2 separate regions of the Homo sapiens genome follow, and region 1 is linked to region 2. Evidence: chromatin contacts called from ENCODE Hi-C data. All regions are on one chromosome and are shown on one strand. Each heading gives the region's core, a stretch centred on a gene start or an enhancer-like site at or near the end of the contact. The rest is flanking DNA. Distances are from core to core; before and after follow the strand shown. Region 1 overlaps PAQR8 (progestin and adipoQ receptor family member 8). Region 2 overlaps GCLC-AS1 (GCLC antisense RNA 1).

Region 1 (5,847 bases), core at 1,986-4,485, 1.1 Mb before region 2:
AGGGAGAGCAGTAGAAATGGAAAGGGCAAATGGCTTCCAGAAATGTTGAGATAAAATCAGCAAACCTCGATTCTGATTAGATGTAGGGGACGAGTCAAGTCTGGGTTGAAGGAAATGTCTGGAGATGAGTCTGAAGTGCCCATGGGGGACATTCTTTTGGACACATCTAGAGAAGTTGGATATTTTAATTCAAACCTCAGAAAAGATCTGGTTGGAGGCAAATTTGGAAATCAGCGGATACAGGTGTAGCTGAAGCTAAGGGCCTGGGAGAAGTACCTGTCTGAGAGGCACTGTGGATGGTGAAAAGGGGGCAGATACCACAATTGACAGGGATGGTGGGAGAAGAAAGCCAAGGTGGGGCCAGAGAGGGTAGTGTCATTGTCACTTAAGCCAAGAGAGGAGGCATTGGTTAGCATTGGGAATCCTTGCAGAGCTCAGGAGAGATAAGCATTAAAACAGGGTAATAGTTTCACGGGAGAGAAATGACTCTCATTTCCTCTGTAACATCAAACCTAAACTTTCACTAATTCCACTGCACCTAGCCCACTCCCTTCCTCATTACTCCCCAGTAGCCCCTCTGCTCACAGACCTACCAGGAAGTCATACCATTCCTATGCTCTTATTTTGCCTCTTTGCTAGAATGCCCCAATTCTCACTTGTCTGAGCTCTATCCAGCCTTCTAGGGCTAACACAAGCCCACTTCCCCCCAACGCTGCCCCAGGATACTCCGAGTTTGTTCTCTTCTATAGATCTATTTGTATTTCGCTCTAGTTTACACTTGTTTATGTGTGTCATCTGGTGTTGTTGGCTGTTGATTCATGAAGTTTGACTCTTCTAAGCTTCTTGAGGTAAAGGGTCTTATTGTATTCTTCCTCTGCGGCCTTTGTAGCCTGGAATAGTGTTGAATAGATAATCCTTGCTCTGAAAAAGATTTCTGGTTGATCAAAATTACAAGACTTGAGATTATCCAGTTAATAAAAATTCTTGAGGAAGATTTAAATTTCAGCTGTCCAGGAGCTGGAGTGAACCCTGTGCAAAGGAGATTGTTCTAAGGTAGAATCTTGGTCAGCTGATAGTCACATCAGGTTAGGTAGGAGGGTGTGGGAACAGAGGCCAGAAGTGAGGGAGGGGCTCTCTTACTCAGTGCAGCCACCTGGGAAGGCTGGGAGGCTTCAACATCATGATGACAATATGTGGTTTCCTCCAAAACGGGCTCAAATTTTACAGCTGGTCCTTTGAATCATGGAAGCATTGCCCATACCTGCTTGGTGAAAGTGAGGCCTAAGAGGGAGGGGGGCAGACCCCACTTGACAGTGGTTTCTGAAGTTAATGATGATAAAAGAATTATAACTCATGGTACCATTTTTGTAGCTGTGTTAGCTGCTCTCAAAGGGAGAATTTCATGGCAGAGGAAGAGGTGGTTGCTAAGGAAATGACAGAAAAAAAGAAAACAACCCAAACCCTCTTTCTGACCACAAGTTTAGAATTTTTCTTTTCTTTTTTCTTTTTTTTTTTTTTTTTTTGAGGCAGAGTTTCACTCTTGTTGCCCACGCTGGAGTGCAATGGCGTGATCTTGGCTCACTGCAACCTCCACCTCTCTGGTTCAAGTGATTCTCCTGCCTCAGCCTTCTGAGTAGTTGGGATTACAGGAGCCTGCTAACACACCCAGCTAATTTTTTGTATTTTTAGTAGTGACGGGGTTTCACTATATTGGCCAGGCTGGTCTTGAACTTCTGACCTCAGGTGATCTGCCCACCTCAGCCTCCCAAAGTGCTGGGATTACAGGTGTGAGCCACCATGCGTGACCTTAGAATTTTTCATGACCTTGCACTACCAAAGGGAAATTTAAGTCCTTTCTTGTTGTTGTTTTTGAGATGAAGTCTCGCTTTGTCACCCAGGCTGGAGTGCAGTGGCACGATCTCGGCTCACTGCAACCTCCTCCTCCTGGGTTCAAGTGATTCTCCTGCCTCAGCCTCCCTAGTAGCTGGGATTACAGGCACCGGCCACCATGCCCAGCTAATTTTTGTATTTTTAGTAGAGATGGTGTTTCAGCATGTTGGTCAGGGTGGTCCCGAACTCCTGACCTCAAGCAGTCCACCCACCTCAGCCTCCCAAAGTGCTGGGATTTACAGGCGTGAGCCACTGTCCCTGGCTGGGAAATTTAAGCCCTTTTTACCCTCAGAGGACAGATCTTTGCAACCCTCTCATTCCTGAGAGGTAAGGAATCATATTCTGAGTTAGAGCCTATGGTGGTTGTATCCCTGGACTCTCAGGTTCCTTTGTGGCTATTGGGTTACACACTCCAGGGGGTGGAGTTATTAAGAAGACCCTGAGATCTCTGTGGCTGCATTTTAAAGATCTCATTTGTAAGGGAAATGATGATTCTGCCAATTTCTCTCCCCTTGTGCACCTTTTCTTTTGAAGTTAAAGTTAATATCCCTTTGGACTTGTACCTCTCTGCTTCTTAGTTCTATAAATCTCTTCCTAGTTTATTTTCTGAAAGAGTGAAGTAGAAATAATTTCCAGAAAATAACTTGTCAACATAAAGTCATGAGGGAGGCTGGTGATATGAGAAATAGAAGGAACTGTCAGAGCTCTGCAGTCATGGTCTTCTGCAGACCAATAATAAGGCAGTATCATGTTCCGTCCTTTCTCCCTCAGAACAGACAGATGCCAGTTAGTTCCCAGGTCTGAATTGTGCTCTCTTCCAATCGCTAAACTACTAAAACCCAAAGTTTTAGTCTTTAGAAATTCAGTTGAGTTGTCAGTTTATAAGAACCTGCTATGTGATGGATACGCTATTTTAAGGATATGAAGATTAGTAGGAATTGTGTGGTTATATATTATTTAACTCTGGATGCAGGAATCGTCTGATTGGTTTGGGTTCCCAAAGATGAGAGAAATAGCCTTGATTTTAGACAGCATGCAGACAGGGATACTGGGAGCATCTTTGGGGATTCCTTCTTCTATAGTCACTGGGGTTATACCCAGTGACTCACCTTGATTTCTCCCAGCCATAAAATCAGACTGGTAATTTCATCTGGTTTGCTCTCTACTTCACAAGAGGTAGTAGAAGACTATATCTAAAGAATAGAGCACTTTAATTCCCCAGAACTCCAACAAGCCCAGCACCCCCAGATTATATGTTGCTAACAGCAACAGGGCAACTTGAGAAGTTATCCCACATCCCAGGCCCATTCCTGTAGTTCGTCCACCAAGGTCAGTTGGAGAAACTTCCATCCAGAACTGAACTCTAAGGCACTCGGATCCCTCTGCTGGCTGATAGCAGAAGCACCACTTAGCTTTTTCTTTTCTTTTTGTTTTCAAATGAATTCAGGTATTCTAATTAGCATTTTCTTTCTCTCTCCCACACTCCCTCTTTCTGTGTTTCTCTTTCTGGCTGACTGTAATCCTTAATACACTTCTCTTGGTGTCTTTAATTCCTACATTGAGCTTGAGTTCATAGCCCATTCCTGGTAGAAGACCACTGTCTGATGGGTGCTGGCTAAATGAATGCCTCAATACAGGGTTACAGGGGCTGCCATAGAAATAGGTTCAAGGTATGGAGGGGACATTAGGCCCTGAACTCATGAATGATTCCTGCATCTCATATCAGTGATGGTCATAATAATGGCAAGTAGTTATGCAGACTTGGAACCAAGCACTTTGTTAAACACTTTACAGCCATTATGTCATATAGTTCTTTTTCAGCCCTGTAAGGCAGCTTCTCTGTCATTTACTCCACAGATAACAAAGCTCAGGCTGGATTCATGCAGCTTGTTGATGGTGGGGCTCAGGATGTGAGTTCAGGTCTCTCTGGCACCAATGTCATAACTGCAAACTACAATGACTTCAGATACTCCAGGCTTTCCAAGCCCATATCTTGGCAGAAGTTCTTTGACCTTGCTCTCTGCCTAGAAGTCTCTTCCGCCTTTATCTTTTCTCAGGAATTCTGATTTTTCCTTCAAGATTCAGTTCAGGGTCACTTCAAGAGGGCTATACCCCCATCCTTTCCCTGTTTTGGTTGTTTGCTGAGACCTCTGTGAACCAGTGTTTGTCTCTAATGGAGCACTTATTGCACATTTTTGTGTTGATTCCCCTACATGTCTGTCTCCCCAGTAAACTTTGATCTCTTTGAAGGCAGGAAGTGTATCTTACCAGTCTTTGTATCCCTAGTACCTAGTACCTAGCACAGAGCCCAGCTCATAGCAATAAAAATGACAGCAATATTTCACATTTACTACGCACTTACCTTGGGCTGGGCAGAGTGCTAAGCACTTCATTTTTTAGACCCTCTCATTTAACTATCACACAACCCATATAATATATAGAATTATGAAGAAACTGAGGCTGAGAGAATTCTATAACTTGCCCAAGGTCACCCCAGTAAGTGGCAAAACTGGAGCTTGACTCCAGGTCTCCCTGAACTTCTTTACATTTTATTAATTTTCATGCCCTACACTTTTTTACCTGATTAGGTATTTTTTCTCTTCCAATATTGATTGAGACGTATGAGTAGGAATTACATTTTCTTTGCTAAAATTAGTAAGCACCTTGAACAGTACTTGCTGTATGTGCTCCAGTACTTGCTGTATGTGCTTGCTGTATGTGCTCCATTTAGATAAATCAGATATTAAATTTTTCTGAAGAAAAAAGCTTGGGAAACATAATTACATAAGGTAACTAGAAATGATCAAAATCTATTTCTTTACCTAGCAACTTCAGATGAAATTTTGCAGCAGTTTCATGAAATATTTTATGAAATAATTGCTGTATTCGTCTGTCACTGAGAAATACAAGTGTAAGTTAAGCATTTCTGAAGCCTGAAATTCACCGAGTGCAGTTTTAATTACCCAAGAGAAGCAAATCTAAAACTACTTGCTTTTCAGAGCATAATTTAAAAAATGAACAACAGTCTTTGCAATGAGATTTTATGTTAAATTTAGGTCACATGTTAATTTTAACTGTTAGGATATCCTAGAATGTGCATTGTTCTTTACCAACCTAACTGACGAGTCAATTTGCCTGTCTTAAATATGAGGCTTAGTCAGTTGCTCACCTCATATTTTCAAAGTACCAGTGAAATTAGTGGATAGTTTAAGATTAGGTAGGTGCTAAAGAAATACAGTCTATCATTAGCTATATCAATATTTGTAATTCTTATACTTCAATATGATATTTCATGCTATTAAAGCCTGTTTATTACATTTTAATATCGAGAAAAGCCCATATCCTTTAAAGGTTACCTTACTTATAATTAAATCTTGATAATCATTAAGTCATTGGTATCACTAAATTATGTTAGGGTAGCTAACATTTCCATTTTACAAGATGTAACTTTGCCTCACACTGAGTGTAGTAAACATAGAATATTGGGACAGGCCAGGCATGGTGGCTTAACGCCTGTAATTCCAGCACTTTTGGAGGATGAGGTGGGAAGATCATTTGAGGTTAGAAGTTCGAGACCAGCCTGGCCAACATGGTGAAACCCCATCTCTACTAAAAATATAAAAATTAGCTGGGTGTGGTGGTGCATGCCTGTAATACCAGCTACTTGGGAGGCTGAGGCAGGAGAATTGCTTGAACCCGGGAGACGGAAGTTGCAGTGAACCAAGATTGCGCCACTGCATCCCAGCTGGGCGACAGAGCAAGACCCTGTTTCAAAAAAAATCTTCGGGAGGCTGAGGTGGGCGGATCACCTGAGGTCGGGCGTTCCAGACCAGCCTGACCAACATGGAGAAACCCCATCTCTACTGAAAATACAAAATTAGCCAGGCGTGGTGGCACATGCCTGTAATCCCAGCTACTTGGGAGGCTGAGGCAGGAGAATTGCTTGAACCCGGGAGG
Region 2 (6,689 bases), core at 4,013-6,512:
GAACTTAGCATGTCCTCAAGGTCCATTTATGTTGTAGCATGTGTCAGAATTTCCTTTTTTTAAAGGCTAAATATTTTATTGCATGTATATACCAACCACATTTTCCCACCTTTGGTTTTGTTAAATCTTTATTTGTTTTTATTTTGTTAACCTTTATTTTCAGTCCAGGGGTACACGTGCAGGTTTGTTACTTAGGTAAATTGTGTGTCACAGGGGTTTGGTGTACAGAGTATTTTGCCACCTAGGTAATAAGCATAGTACCTGATAGGCAGGTAGCTTCTCAATCCTCACCCTCCTCCCACCCTTCACCCTCAAGTAGGTGCTGGTGTCTGTTGTTTACTTCTTTATGTCCTTGTGTACTCAATGCTTAGCTTCCACTTATAAGTGAGAAGATGTGGTGTTTGGTTTTCTGTTTCTGCACTAGTTTGCTCAGGATAATGGCCCCCAACTCCATCCCTGTTGCTGCAGAGGACATGATCTTGTTCTTTTCCATGGCTGTGTGGTATTCCATAATGTATATGTACCATATTTTCTTCATCCAACCTACCATTGATGGGCATTTAGGTTGGTTCCATGTCTTTGCTATTGTAAATAGTGCTGCAATGAACATACACACGCACGTGTCTTTATCCTAGAATGATTTTTATTCCTTTGTGTATATACCCAATAATGGGATTGCTGGGTTGAATGGTAGTTCTAAATTCTTTGAGAATCACCAAGCTGCCTTCCACAAGGCTGAACTAATTTACTTTCCCATCAGCAGTGTGTAAGAATTCCCTTTTCTCCACAACCTTGGCAGCATCTGTTGTTTTTTGACTTTTTAATGACAGCCATTCTGACTGGTGTGAAATGTATATGTCACATTTCGTTTAAGTCTGCATTAAATCTGTAGATCACTTTCAGTAGTACTCAATCATAACGGTATTAAGTTTTCCAATCCATTAACACAAGACGGCTTTTCAAGCTTTCCCTTTTTTGTGAATTTTTTTTCATATCCTTTGCCTTTTCTAGGCAGTCTTAATATCTTTAATTGTCAATGTTTACCAACTCTTTATATATTAAGGACATTCACCTTTTGTTATATTGTGTCACATATTTTCCCCAGCTAGCTATTCAGCTTTCCATTTTAATTTTTTTTGGGGGTGGGTGGGGGCGGGTCGAATCTCACTCTGTGGCCCGGGCTGGAGTGCAGTGGCATGATCTCGGCTCACTGTGACCTCCACCTCCTGGGTTCAAGTGATTCTCTGCCTCAGCCTCCTGAGTAGCTGGGATTACAGGCACTCGCCACCACATCCAGCTAATTTTTGTATTTTTAGTAGAGACGGGGTTTCACCACGTTGGCCAGGCTGGTCTTGAACTCCTGACCTCAAGTGATCCTCCTGCTTCGACCTCTCAAAGTGCTGGGATTACAGGCATGAGCCATCGTGCCCGGCTTAGCTTTCCATTTTCTTGATGATGTTTTGCTATGAGTTTTATATCAACTTAAAGTTTACAGTAGTCTTTTGAATTTTTTTTAAGGATAATTTTTTAAAACTGCACTCAGCTAGAAAAATAGCTAGCATTTATTGAGTGCTTACTATTCTATAAGCACTATCTTAAATGCTTGACTTGTACTAGTTCTTTTATCCTCACAACTCTGTAAGTGCTATTATTACCATCCCTACTTTGCATACGAAGAAACTAAGGCATAAGCAGGTTAGGTAACTTCCCCAAGGTCACATAGTTAAAGTCAAGCAATCAGATGCCAGAGACCTTGTTCCTTGAGCTCTATGTTCTACTGCCTCCTGTCCTTATTTGTGCCTTTTTCTCTCTATTCATGATCAATCATTTTATATGTTTATCAGGGAAAATGACTAAGAAGCAGGGAGTCTTTTTTTACTATACTTTAAGTTCTGGGGTACATGTGCAGAACGTGCAGGTTTGTTACATAGGTATACACGTGCCATGGTAGTTTGCTGCACCCATCAACCCATCACCTACATTAGGTATTTCTCCTAATACTATCCCTCCCCTGGTCCGCCCAACCCCTGACAGGCCCCAGTGTGTGATGTTCCCCTCCCTGTGTCCATGTATTCTCATTGTTCAGCTCCCACTTATGAGTGAGAACATGTGGTGTTTGGTTTTCTGTTCTTGTGTTAGTTTGCTGAGAATGATGGTTTCCAGCTTTATCCATGTCCCTGCAAAGGACATGAACTCATCCTTTTTATGGTTGCATAGTATTCCATGGTGTATATGTGCCACATTTTCTTTATCCAGTCTATCGTTGATGGGCATTTGGGTTTGTTCCATGTCTTTGCTATTGTGAATAGTGCCGCAATAAACATGTGTGCATGTGTCTTTATAGTAGAATGATTTATAATCCTTGGGGTATATACCCAGTAATGGGATCGCTGGGTCAAATGGTATTTCTCGTTCTAGATCCTTGAGGAATCGCCACACTGTCTTCCACATGGTTGAACTAATTTACACCCCCACCAACAGTGTAAAAGCAGTCCTATTTCTCCATATCCTCTCCAGCATCTGTGGTGTCCTGACTTTAATGATCACCATTCTAACTGGCGTGAGATGGTATCTCATTGTGGTTTTGATTTGCATTTCTCTAATGACCAGTGATGATGAGCTTTTTTTCATATGTTCGTTGGCTGCATAAATGTCTTCTTTTGAGAAGTGTCTGTTCATATCCTTTGCACACTTTTTGATGGGGTTTTTTTCTTGTAAATTTGTTTCAGTTCTTTGTAGATTCTAGATACTAGCCCTTTGTCAAGTGAGTAGGTTGCAAAAATTTTCTCCCATTCTGTAGGTTGCCTGTTCACTGTGATGATAGTTTCTTTTGCTGTGCAGAAGCTCTTTAGTTTAATTAGATCTCATTTATCAATTTTGGCTTTTGTTGCCGTTGCTTTTGGTGTTTTAGTCATGAAGTCTTTGCCCATGCCTATGTCCTGAATGGTATTGCCTAGGTTTTCTTCCAGGGTTTTTATGGTTTTAGGTCTTACATTTAAGTCTTTAATCTATCTTGAATTAATTTTTGTATAAAGTGTAAGGAAGGGGTCCAGTTTCAGTTTTAAGAAGCAGGGAGTCTTTGCAAGCTCAAGGTAGGATCTTTGTCAAACAGGAAATATGGTATTATGCAGCAGTGAAACGAGGTCAGTTCTGAGTCCTCAGTCTAGGTTACAGGAACAAAGTTAAGAGTTTGTTCTTATGAGGAATAGAACTGAGTATGTCTCTAGGTCAAGAAAAACACTGTGGCAAAAATGAGAACATTGAGCAACTAATTCAAAATTTCATATGGAACAGTTTCAATAACCATCGGGTAAATGACTTCTTATGGTGAGTGTGCTCAGAAGTGCTCACTAATACTGGTTGATTGAGAGTGATATTTACAATACCAAACAGTCATGTCATTAATAGTATAACAACTTTTTCTTACCAGGGGCTTTTTTGAGCCAGTAAAGGAGAGGATCTTCCCTAGGATTTTTGTTTGTTTTTAAGACTAGCAATGTGCTAACTGCATCCCTTCTACATCCATGAAAGAGAATGCACCCTAGGCTCTCTAGACCAAACTCAGGCATGCTTTACTTGTGGCGTGCATTCAAAAGGAGGAGAACATGGTGAAAATGTCTTGAACATCATTCTAGTAACCATAGTGATACCAAAGCAAACCTGGATCCTTATCTCATATCTTGTTTATTTTTCAGAAAGAATTTATTTACACATAGACCTTTAATTTTGAAAAAGATGCCCCTCTTTGTTATTTGATTGTGTAAGTGATGTTTTGTTGGCCTTGCTTCACAGCAAGTCTCTGTAATACCTCGGTATGTTGCCAGTGGCTGTCTCTGTCCTCACAAACAAATGTTCCATACTTGTCTGACCTGGGCAGCCAGGCTATGGGGTCCAAGGAAGGATAGAACACCTGGAAAGTGACAGCAATGTTTTTGGGGTCAGAACTCTCAAAGTGGAAAAGTTATTCAAGATCCAGCTGCAGAATGAATGAGCACGTTCTCTGCTTTTAAAAAAAAGTTTTATTTTTTAAAAAGAAGTAATAAAGCTGGGCATGGTGGTGCTCTCCTGTAGTCCCAGTTGCTCAGGAGGCTGAGATGGGAGGATTGCTTAAGCCCAGGAGTTTGAGACTAGCCTAAGCAATACAGTGAGACTCCATCTCTAAAAAAACAAAACAAAACAAAAAACAAAAACAAAAAAAGAAAGAAAGAAAAGAAAAAGGAGTAATAAAGAGAGATATTGGTGCCTCACTGCTCTAAAGGGCTTTGAGGAAACAGTTCTAGGCTCTCCACAGAATTTGGAAATGCATCCTGGGGGGGTGGACTGTGAAAAACATCTGAGACATAAGCTCTATGTGACACTTGGTGGGTACTCATGAACATTCAGGGTTCTTGAGGGCCTGAACTGCTTGTTTTGGTAGCCTTGCATTTTCAGGGCAACAATCCCTGGCATCGAGTGGACCCTCAAGAAATATTTGTTAGCTGCCAGATGCAACTTTCCGCTGTATTGTCAACACTTTTTCAAAACACGTCACTGAGGATTTCAGTAACTTCCCAGCAGCTACAAGGAATCTTGGGAACCTTTTCTCTAGGCAGAGCAGGCTATTTAATACCCCATTTGTAATAGGGTGATTTAAAGATACTTTGAAAGCCAATCTAAGAAAAGACATTTCTCCGATGGTGCCTGAAGTTCGATGCATAGAGGTTTTTCTTTCTGTTACCCTCACTAAGTTCTTTGAAAATGCCTACAGAAGGGGTGTTCATATCAGGCCCTTGTGCTTCACGAGAATAAGTTGATCGGGTAAAAATTTTCTCCATAAGAGAGACCACTATTGGGAGGGGGCAGCTGCCCAGTTAGGAGGGTTAGACTTGTCCTGCACCAATATTGTCAAGCAAGTGGGCTCAAGGGTCCCTCTGGACTCTCCTACTTAACCTTCACTATTGGCTTAAATATAGGAGTGACCATCCCCTCTCCAGAAACTGGCCTCAGTCCTGTAGCTTATTTCTTGGGATCAGTGACCCACCTCCACTTTCCACCACCTCCAGAGGCTCGAGAGAACCTGTCCCTGTCTAAACAGCCATTATTAAATGTGACTGTATTTTTTTCTCTATAGGAATGATGTATTTTCTATTTAAAAAAAAAAAAAAAAAACTCCCACAATCTTTGTGTGACTTGCATTTGAGAGCGGCCAAAGGACCTACTTGCAAAGCAGTGCAGAGGCTGACATTTACTGATAATCTGCCATGCACGAGGCACCCGGCCAGAGGGACGCTTCCTGTTCAAAATGACTGTTAGGCAGATGCTATCATTTCCATGTTACTGAGAACAAAGTTGAATCTCTGAGAGAGAAAAAAAGGAACATTCACAGGGTCACAAAGGTGGGTTGAATTCCAGAGACCCTGTTCTCTCTACAGCAAGGAAAATTACCCATACCCAGGAGAGCAGGGAAATGTCATAAATTCTTTGTATGCCCTCACTGCACTTTGCACAGGGCTTGGAGTCTTTGATGGAGAATGCATGTAACATAACCCACTGAAATTAAGCTTAAACAAAAATGATACTTTGCTGGGAGGGATCCTGGTCACCCCCTAAAATCCGAGGAAAGTTGAACAACCAGGCCTCAGTACCAAGAGTTCTTGGGTTTTATATCTGTCTAATGCTACACCCGCAACTGGACTAAATAACCTGCATCTCTGTCTCTTAGTCAGAGTTCTCAAGAGAGAGACCCTAATTGGCTCCTGGTCAGCCAATGAACTTCCTCCTCCTGAGTCAGGTGTTCACTTCTAGTCCAATCAGCTATGACCAAGAGTCAAGCAAAAGCAAAACTTCCGGGGGCTAATTCTGAAGTCTGCCCAATGGTGTCTACTGTACCCAGATATAATTCAATACATGTTTATTGTCTGGTGTTTTTTGTGTTCATTCGTTGCAACCAAGTTCTTTAAGAACCTTGGATACATCGTCCTTCATTTAATCATCAGGCGGGGGTTGATAGGCCATAGTGATCAAGAAAAATATGTGAAATTTCTATATGCCAGTTATCGCTGTGTTAAAAACCTTCAGAGCAAATTAAGAAAGGAGAAATAAACTATTTGTTCTCAAAAGCTTGGTTTCAAGGGGACCGAGGAAATGGGAAAAGCATCTGTGGACAAGGCTATTGTGCTTGCTGCTGGAAGACTACCAAGGCCAGTTACTAAACGGGTGGGCAGCAACAAGTAGTTGCTTTGTTTTTTTTTCCCCCATAGGAAGTTGTTGTCTCTGTTTTGCAAGTTTGTCAAATTTCTTTTGTTTCTGGGGTCAATAACCTAGATACTTGAGACTCTTTTTTTCCCCTTCCGAGGGTCCTAATTTTGCATTTTACGTAACACCAATCTTGACCAAAAGCTGATTTATTAAGGAGGTTTCTTCTGGGTTAGTTGTTGGTGCTGGAGGCTGCGTGTACATGACTTAGTCTTCTACTGCCACCATGAGGGAGATGCTGGAATTGCAAGGCTCTTTTAGTTATCAAATGTAAATTTTCATAAATGAAAGTGAGCACGTTTAAAATTATCTCTATCTATTTATCTATCTATCTGTCTGTCTATCATGTTCATATATATATAAAATGGAACAATCCACCTCCTAAAACATATCCTCTGAAAGGCTTAAAGAGATATATAGTATTGCCAAGTGTGTCTGAGTTAGGTAGGCGAGGG

Evidence for each region. A loop is a pair of places that touch in the nucleus more often than their neighbours do. Pooled maps may share reads with other maps.
Region 1: a loop to region 2 is called in a map of IMR-90, with 7 times the contacts of the local background. The contact joins two enhancer-like sites. A Hi-C loop is called at or near these places in 5 of 168 maps with a recorded cell type or tissue (HCT116, HepG2, IMR-90 and 2 more) and 13 of 50 pooled maps.

Annotation. Positions count from the first base shown.
Region 1 is chr6:52,396,701-52,402,547 of GRCh38, forward strand. All of the region lies in intron 1 of PAQR8 (progestin and adipoQ receptor family member 8), which reads left to right. Among named protein-coding and RNA genes, the nearest start is that of EFHC1, 21 kb to the right of the region's middle. RefSeq lists an enhancer at 1,789-1,848. Within about 2 kb of position 3,236, at least 5 of the 41 ENCODE cell types and tissues checked have a DNase peak (open chromatin) inside an H3K27ac peak, as active enhancers do.
Region 2 is chr6:53,478,374-53,485,062 of GRCh38, forward strand. The region is part of intron 3 of GCLC-AS1 (GCLC antisense RNA 1); the gene reads left to right. Among named protein-coding and RNA genes, the nearest start is that of GCLC-AS1, 50 kb to the left of the region's middle. Within about 2 kb of position 5,263, at least 6 of the 41 ENCODE cell types and tissues checked have a DNase peak (open chromatin) inside an H3K27ac peak, as active enhancers do.